Regions from separate parts of the Homo sapiens genome. Here region 1 is linked to region 2. The links are chromatin contacts, found by Hi-C or POLR2A ChIA-PET in ENCODE. All regions are on one chromosome and are shown on one strand. Each heading gives the region's core, a stretch centred on a gene start or an enhancer-like site at or near the end of the contact. The rest is flanking DNA. Distances are from core to core; before and after follow the strand shown.

Region 1 (3,522 bases), core at 366-2,865, 6.0 Mb before region 2:
ATTTTTAAATAAATAAAAGATCACTGCCACTGCACTCCAGCTTGGGCGACAGAGCAAAAACTTCGGTTTTAAAAATAAATATTTGATTTATCAAAGGTACAATTTCACATTCAAAAATCTAGTTCTGGCCGGGCGCGGTGGCTCACACCTGTAATCCCAGCACTTTGGGAGGCCGAGGCGGGCGGATCACGAGGTCAGGCAATCGAGACCATCCTGGCTAACACGGTGAAAACCCCGCCTCTACTAAAAATACAAAAAATTAGCCGGGGGTGGTGGCGGGCGCCTGTAGTCCCAGCTACTCAGGAAGCTGAGGCAGGAGAATGGCGTGAACTCGGGAAGGGAAGCTTGCAGTGAGCCAAGATCGCTGCCACTGCACTCCAGCTTGGGCGACAGAACAAAACTCTGTCTCAAAAAAAAAAAATCTAGTTCTTCAGGCTTTTAATTTCTTCTAACAAATCTTATTACGTTTGAAAATCTACTAAATTTTAAACAATTTCAAGCGAAACTTTGCAACTTAAAAGTCTCTTTAAAATTTTAAATTCTATTCATAAACCACTCAATTTTCTTTCTTAATATGTCTATTTGCTGATTACAAATAAGCCTTCCTAAGTATTTTACTCTTACAAAGCTAACAAGCGAAATTGTTAAGTACAATGAATCTAAGGTTCTACCACACATTCCAATACTATTTAAGAACTTGAAACTTTTCTTATACATTTTAACCATTCTAAGCCAGTTACACATTTTCAAGTACATATCCGATCTTTATTGAATGAAACCATCATATAATGAATCAGCAATTACTGAAATGTTGGCTCAGAAAATCAGTTAAGTGCAAAGCCCAGATTTTCTATCAACGCCTTTAAAAAAACTGAGAGATGAAATTGTATATATTAATACTTGCCGCCTACCTGATGTTTTTAAGTATATATACACTGTGGAATAAATTTAGCTAACAAATGCATTGCCTAACATAGTTATTTTTGTGGTGAGAACACTAACATCCACTCTCCGTTTTTCAAGAATACGTATATCGTCATTAACTATAGCCTCCATGCTGTACGACATATCTGTGAACTTGTTCTCGTATCTAACTGTAATTACGTATCCTTTCACCTTCCCAATCTCCATCCTCTGGGGTGATGGCGAAAAGCAATTAATTCTCCGAGTGCACTTAGGCAGTGATCACCTTGCGCCTGGGGCCATTCTAAAAGTAGTGGTGGTGAACTCCCAAGCCTAAACTAGGTTAATCCACTATTCCTCCCGCCTCCGACCCTCACTGAAAACCACAACTGACCCTCCTAGCCAGCACACTCGCTGGCTCGCAACAGGACGCAGACAATTGCTGATGTACTTCCCTCTCGACACACTCCCTCCCATGCAGTCGCTAGAAGGCCTGCATTTTTTTGGATAGCAGTAAGATTCGCTCAGAAGTCGCAGTTCCCTTTTGCCGGTCGACCGGGCGAACCCCCTCCCATCTCACCTCTTGATGGTAACGCCTCGGAAGAACGGGTACCACGCGGAGAACTGGCAGTGAAGCACATGCTCCTTCTTCATCCTCCAGCTGCCGCCGCTGCTGCCTTTCCCTCTCCTGCCTGCACCCTCCCGGAACTCTGGGCGCCGGCCCCGGAAGTGCCCGCCGAGCTATTTTGGTTCAAGGACTCTTCCGGTCCCTAAAGCAAGAAGGAAGACCGAGAAAAGGAAGCGGAGGAGAATCCCGGGGCATACGCTTGACACACACGCATACAAAAAGAGCTTTAGTCTCGAAAGAGGAATTACCGAAGTGTCGAGAGAGGAATTTTAAGAAGTTTACAACTCCGTCTTCGCCCTAAACGCACGCTGACCCGGAAAGTAATCTCCTGAAGCTAGGTCAAAGGCGGGGGTTCTACGGATGCCGGAAGGAGGGTGCGCGCCCATCCTTTTAGCACCGCGAGAGGCGCCGGTGTTTCGAGCCGTGGCACCGGCATCGGCTGACACTGCTGCCTCCAGCTAGTTATTTCGTCCTCTTCCGTTCTTCACCCCTACACCTTGGAGTAAGTAACCGGGGCAAGCCAGTCACAGCACAAAACCTCTTTGGGGAGGAGAAGAAGAAGGGGAAAGGGACCACATCTGCATGGTGCGTGCAGCCGCGCGGTGTCTCCCAGGCTGCGGCTGGGCACGCGTCCAGGCGCCCAAGAGGGAAACTGGGGATTGGAGGGAAATTGTGGATTGGAGAGGAAGAGCCTGGGCTACTCCGAGTAAAGAAAGCGGGGAACACCACAGCTAAGTGTTAGTTCCAGTGTAAAGATTGCAGCATCTGCAGAGGAGTAGAATGCTTGGTAGAGGGAATACCGCCTGTACGATCCTGGAGGGTTCGACTTTGGGAGGTAAAAGGCGAGAGGTAAATGTGAGAAAGCAGAGGAAAGAGGAGTCTCCTTGGAGCGCTGAATTCGTTTAGTCTGGCCTCGCAAAAGTTGTCAACCTGGAAAAAACGCAGATTTTTATCAGTATTCCTGCGATGATCGAATCATAAGACTGGAAGAATTCGAATCGAACTTGTACTATCGTTTTTTCCTTTGCTTCACTCCTGTCACCCAGCAAAGTTCAGTTTTGTTTGTTTCGTTAAAAGAATGAGAAGTAACTAGCTGCTTTTATTTATTTATTTGAGACGGAGTCTCACTCTGTGCCCAGATTGGAGTGCAGTGGCGCAATCTTGGCTCACTGCAACCTCCGCCTCCTGGGTTTAAGTGATTCTCCTGCCTTAGCTTCTCGAGTAGCTGAGAGCGCGCGCGCGCCACTACGCCGGCTAATTTTTGTGTTTTTAGTAGAGACGGCGTTTCACCATATTTGCCAGGCTGGTCTCGAACTCCTAACCTTAGGTGATCTGCCCGCCTCAGCCTCCCAAAGTGCTGGGTTTACAAGGCGTGAGCCACGGCCCCGGGCCTACCAACCAGCCGCTTTTAACCCCTAGTCGTGTCGCTTACCACACGAGCTTTAGGCTTGCGCGAGGCATCTGCGTCTAAAAGTATCTCCTTAAATGTACATTCTTCCTGGTTCACCTAAGTAGTTTTAAATTAGAAACAGCCCCACCGACTGCAGGCCTCTTCAGAAGGGTGTTCCTTAGAATAATAAACAATTATCTGCGTATTTTGAGTTAGAAACTCTTCCCCCCAGGAATATATACATTGTTTTGGGTTGTGTTTTGTTTTTCTCAAAAATGTTACTGGCTAAGTGGCTAGTTGGAAGCAGTGCTTTAAAGAATACATTTTCAAAGCAGAGGTAAATAGATTATAATGTTGCAGAGTATGTTGGTGGGGATGGACAGTCATGATTCATCATTTATGCCTTGATCCGGAACTATGCAGTCCTTTCTGATTTGAGGGAAAGAAGCAATATTGTATATATGTCTGGAGGGTGGTGCCAGAAAGACTTAATGGCAGACAGGAGCAGTCGCTCAAATAATTGTTTTGATTTGACTTAGAAAGTAAAAAATTGCGCGGAAGGAGATGTTAGCATCGATGGGGGATTTATTTAGGTCAGATG
Region 2 (3,638 bases), core at 892-3,391:
CAGACCCGTGGGCATTCGTATACAATCACATGTATTTACATATGTGGGACTAGCCTCCAATGCAGTTTACAAAGTGCTATAGAGATAATACTTGCTTTATGCAAAAGTTGTTTCTGCATTTGGCCTTGGCCAAACCTCCCTGGGGATTTAAGAGCTGCATTCCACTCCACTTACAGGTTTTACACAAAGACAAGAGAACCATGGGCCACCCCAGTTCAAGCGCATCTGACTGGGCTGGGCAACACACCCACATCCCCCAGTCCTGGGCTACCTCACAAAGAGGGGGAACAAGACCTCTCCTGAGGGCTACCCCAGAACCCTGAAGTCCACCAGGGTGGATCTGCTGACGTCCCCACCCAGGGCACACCATGGGGGTGGGTGTGGGGAGAGGGGCAGGTCTGGACGAGGCCGGTGATTCAGACCGAGCAGGGCTCCAGGAGAGCTGCCAAGTCCCGCGGGGGCCGTCCTAAGAAACGTAGTAGCCGGGCAACCCTGCCTGCCAGCCGCCTGCGCTCAGGCGCCTTCGGATGACCCGAAGCCACCTCGAGAGTTTGCACCTGGATCCCACGGTCACTACTCAGGCTACGACCTGACCTGGGCAAAACCGCACCAGGCGGCTCCCTGTCCAGCCCATGGGAGCCGGGGCGCATTACCTGGAGAGGCAGCGTCGCCCCTCTGCGCTGCCCACCCGCCCTTTTCCGCGGCGGCGCTCCGCAGCTGAGGTGGAGCTCGAGGTAACCCTCTCCCAAGCGATCGCTGGTGGCGGGGGCGGCGACCGGCGGGGCGGGGCAGGGTACTGCCAGCCAATTCCGAGCACCGGGGGGTGCGTGCGCCCGGGGCGCGTGGAGCAGCGCCAACCGTGCACTCACCAACCCACCGACCCTCCCCAAAGCCGGGGACACAGGCGTGGCTCCAGGTGGCTCTCCTGGCGCCCCCAGCACGGGCGCCCCCATGGCACTGGAGATGCACGGAAGAGAGAGAAGGAGAGAGAAAGAGATAAAAGCAGAAAGAAACAGTGGGAGAGGAAGGAGGTAGAAACAGAGAAAAACAGAGACATATATATCGAAAGAGAAAACAGGACAGAGAAATAGGTTATTAAGTGAAGCGAGGGGATAGGAATGCATAGCAAGGCGGGAGAGGAGATGGAAACATGCAGAGAGAGGAGATCCGGACGGTGAAAAGGGGCGGAGGCGCGAGCGGCCGGGTCCCTGGGCTGCGCTCCGGCGACGGCCGCCCGAGACGGGTGTCGAGGACAGGGATCGCGGAGGATGTGGATCCCCTCCCTGGCCTGCCCAGGCGCGCGCGTCCCTCCGTCTCGGGGTACGCAGCCCGGCCGGGCGCACTCGCCGTTTCCGGGCCGGCGGGGCAGCCACCGGGACAAGGGCCACAGCGCCCCCGCCGCCCGGCCAAGGACGCGCAGCCCGCGCCTCCGCCCCGCCCCGCCGGCGCGACCCGCACGGGCGCGCCCCCCGCAGAGGGGCGTCGGCACAAAGCCGCCCCACACAATGGCCCGGCCCGGCGCAGCCCGCCCTGCAACCCGGCTCCGCGCAGCTGCACTCACATCTGGGCAACGAGGGCCTGTGGTCCACGGGCACCCAGATCTTCTGCACTCGGCTCTGCGTCAGTTCCAACGGCATCTTCGCGGCTGCGCCCGACGGCCCGCCTCCCGGGGCCGAGATCCCGACGCTGGCAGGAGAGCGGCCGCCGACCCCCGGAACAAAGGAGGAGAGGGGGGCGTGCGCCGGCGCGCGGCCGGGCGTTTCCTGCGCTGCCAGGGGAAACGTGCTTTGGGCTAAGTTCCGGACCCTCGCCTGTGCGGGGCTCGACGTGTGCTGCGAGGGTAGCGAGGCTGGGGATGCCCGGCACGGCCGGCTCGTCCGCTCGGAAAGCTCTGGGATGCTCGGGCGCAGTGACAGCCGCGCTCTCGCCACCAGGCCCTGCTGCTCGCCTCCTCTCCGGCTTGGCTGGGATGCCCCGCGCACCGCCGGCTTTTAAAGAGTCCGGGCTGGCCGCAGACGCGTACGTCAGCCTCGGGGCGGGCCGCATTCCTTGGGTCCCAGCCCCCTTCCACGTGGGGAGGAGGGTGGGCGAGCCGGGAAGCAGCCTGCGAGCTCCCCCTGCGGGCCGGCGACGGCGGTGCACCAGCTCCCGCCGCCCTGCCCCGGGCCTGGAGCGCGCCCAGCCCTGCTGAAGGGTCCTGGCTGCTGTTATCCCCTCGTCCCGTTGTCCCCTCGGGACGTCTGGCACAGCTTCCCCGACTAATTCCGGCCCCTCACCTCAACTGTGCTGGCCGGGAGGAGAGCAGAGACGCAGTCCTGCCCAGTGTAGACCGTGGACCCCGCAGCCGAATCCCTTGGGAAGCTGCTTAAAGTGCATCCTACCAATGCAGCTCCTTTAGGGCCATGGAGCCCCAATACTCTGCATTCCTAACACGCGCTGTGGGGCAGGCGCAGTCCAGGTAAGGACATGGGCCAGGCTGCTCCCTGATAATACCCGTGAGCCCATCCCCCGCCACGACCCGGGCGACCCGCGGGGAGGAGGCTTCCCTGATCCTCCCACCTCACCTCGTCCTTGTCCACTTTGCTGAATCCCTTAGAAACCTGGACTTGAACTGAGCCTTGCTCCCCTCCCCTAGCCCAAAGACTGGGAACCTTGAGAGGCCCGCGGTGCTGGGTACGAGGAGGGGGCGGGAAAGCCCCGGGGAGCTGGACTGAAGTGGACTGGGGCTGGGGGCAGCTGGCATCTGGTTTTCACACTCACCATGTACACCATTCAATAAACCTTTATCGCCCCGAGTAGAAGAATGAATAAAACTAGACCCATTTCGATCTGCAATTCATTACCTAAGTCGAGGGAAAACTATTGGGGGCGGCCCCTTATTAGGCAGACTCCTAAAATTCACTCCGTTATCCTGCACACCCTGCAGCTCTGCCTCCCCACTTTTTGGTGCATGCGTGCCCCGTCTCCTTTCCCGGCCCTCGCAGTTTGCACCAGCTCGCGACTTGTGACAGTCGTGCAGTCAGGTCAGAGGCGTGCGGGGAAGATCTGGGTTGCTTTTGGTGGGGAACCGCCGCCCGCGCCGGGACGGATGTAACTTTTGCAAACGAAGCCTCAGTACGGGAGCGCTGCGCCGCCTTGCAGAGAGGTGCACACTTAGCGCTGAGGCTGGGCTGTGATTGGAGGGAAGGCGGCGCTCGCTGAAACCTACACCGCGGCGGAAAAGTCTGCGCAGAGGCTGCCACACGTCGCTCACGTCCCGCATGCTCCACAGGGAGGGCGCCCGCGCCCAGGCGGCGACCGGGGCTGCTCCCGCCCCGCGCGCCCGCCCCACCCGGGCCTCCACTCCTCCCGACCCGCCGCCTGCCGAGGGGCCCCGGAACGCGCAACATCGGCCACCTGGCCTGTGCCCCGCCACCCTCCCCCACGCCTCGACCCCCACTCCCCCTCCCGCCTCGACCCCCACTCCGGCACCCCGCCCCCCGCGCCGCCCTCTCAGAGCCCCTGTTCCCGCGACAGCTTTGCTGACGGTCTGGTTTCCGCGCTCTGGCGGCTGTTCAGAAACCCGATGCGTTGCATTTGGACTTGTTTTCTGCAGTGGGAGCACATGCCAGAGGCGACACCCTAAACGCCCAGGGGAG

What was found. Hi-C counts contacts between places; a loop is a spot of excess contacts on that map. ChIA-PET counts read pairs that join two places held with the same protein, here RNA polymerase II (POLR2A). Pooled maps may share reads with other maps.
Region 1: a pooled map shows a loop between it and region 2 (4-fold over the local background). The contact joins the promoter of CDC123 here to the promoter of PFKFB3-AS1 in region 2. A Hi-C loop is called at or near these places in 2 of 50 pooled maps. POLR2A ChIA-PET finds 5 or more read pairs at or near these places in 2 of 52 experiments (H1 and PC-3).

Annotation. Positions count from the first base shown.
Region 1 is chr10:12,194,281-12,197,802 of GRCh38, reverse strand. It overlaps CDC123 (cell division cycle 123), which reads right to left and starts at 1,615. Exons shown (of 13, transcript NM_006023.3): 1 at 1,484-1,615. The coding sequence starts at 1,557. NUDT5 (nudix hydrolase 5) reads left to right here and starts at 1,912. Exons shown (of 10, transcript NM_014142.4): 1 at 1,912-2,033. RefSeq lists an enhancer at 1,599-1,868.
Region 2 is chr10:6,201,260-6,204,897 of GRCh38, reverse strand. It overlaps PFKFB3-AS1 (PFKFB3 antisense RNA 1), which reads left to right and starts at 2,141. Exons shown (of 2, transcript XR_007062045.1): 1 at 2,141-2,458. It overlaps PFKFB3 (6-phosphofructo-2-kinase/fructose-2,6-biphosphatase 3), which reads right to left and starts at 1,966. Exons shown (of 15, transcript NM_004566.4): 1 at 1,562-1,966. The coding sequence starts at 1,637. RefSeq lists enhancers at 1-497, 2,237-2,741, 3,296-3,638, silencers at 814-893, 1,124-1,633, 1,754-1,863, 1,914-2,243, 3,274-3,493 and a cis regulatory region at 1,772-2,303.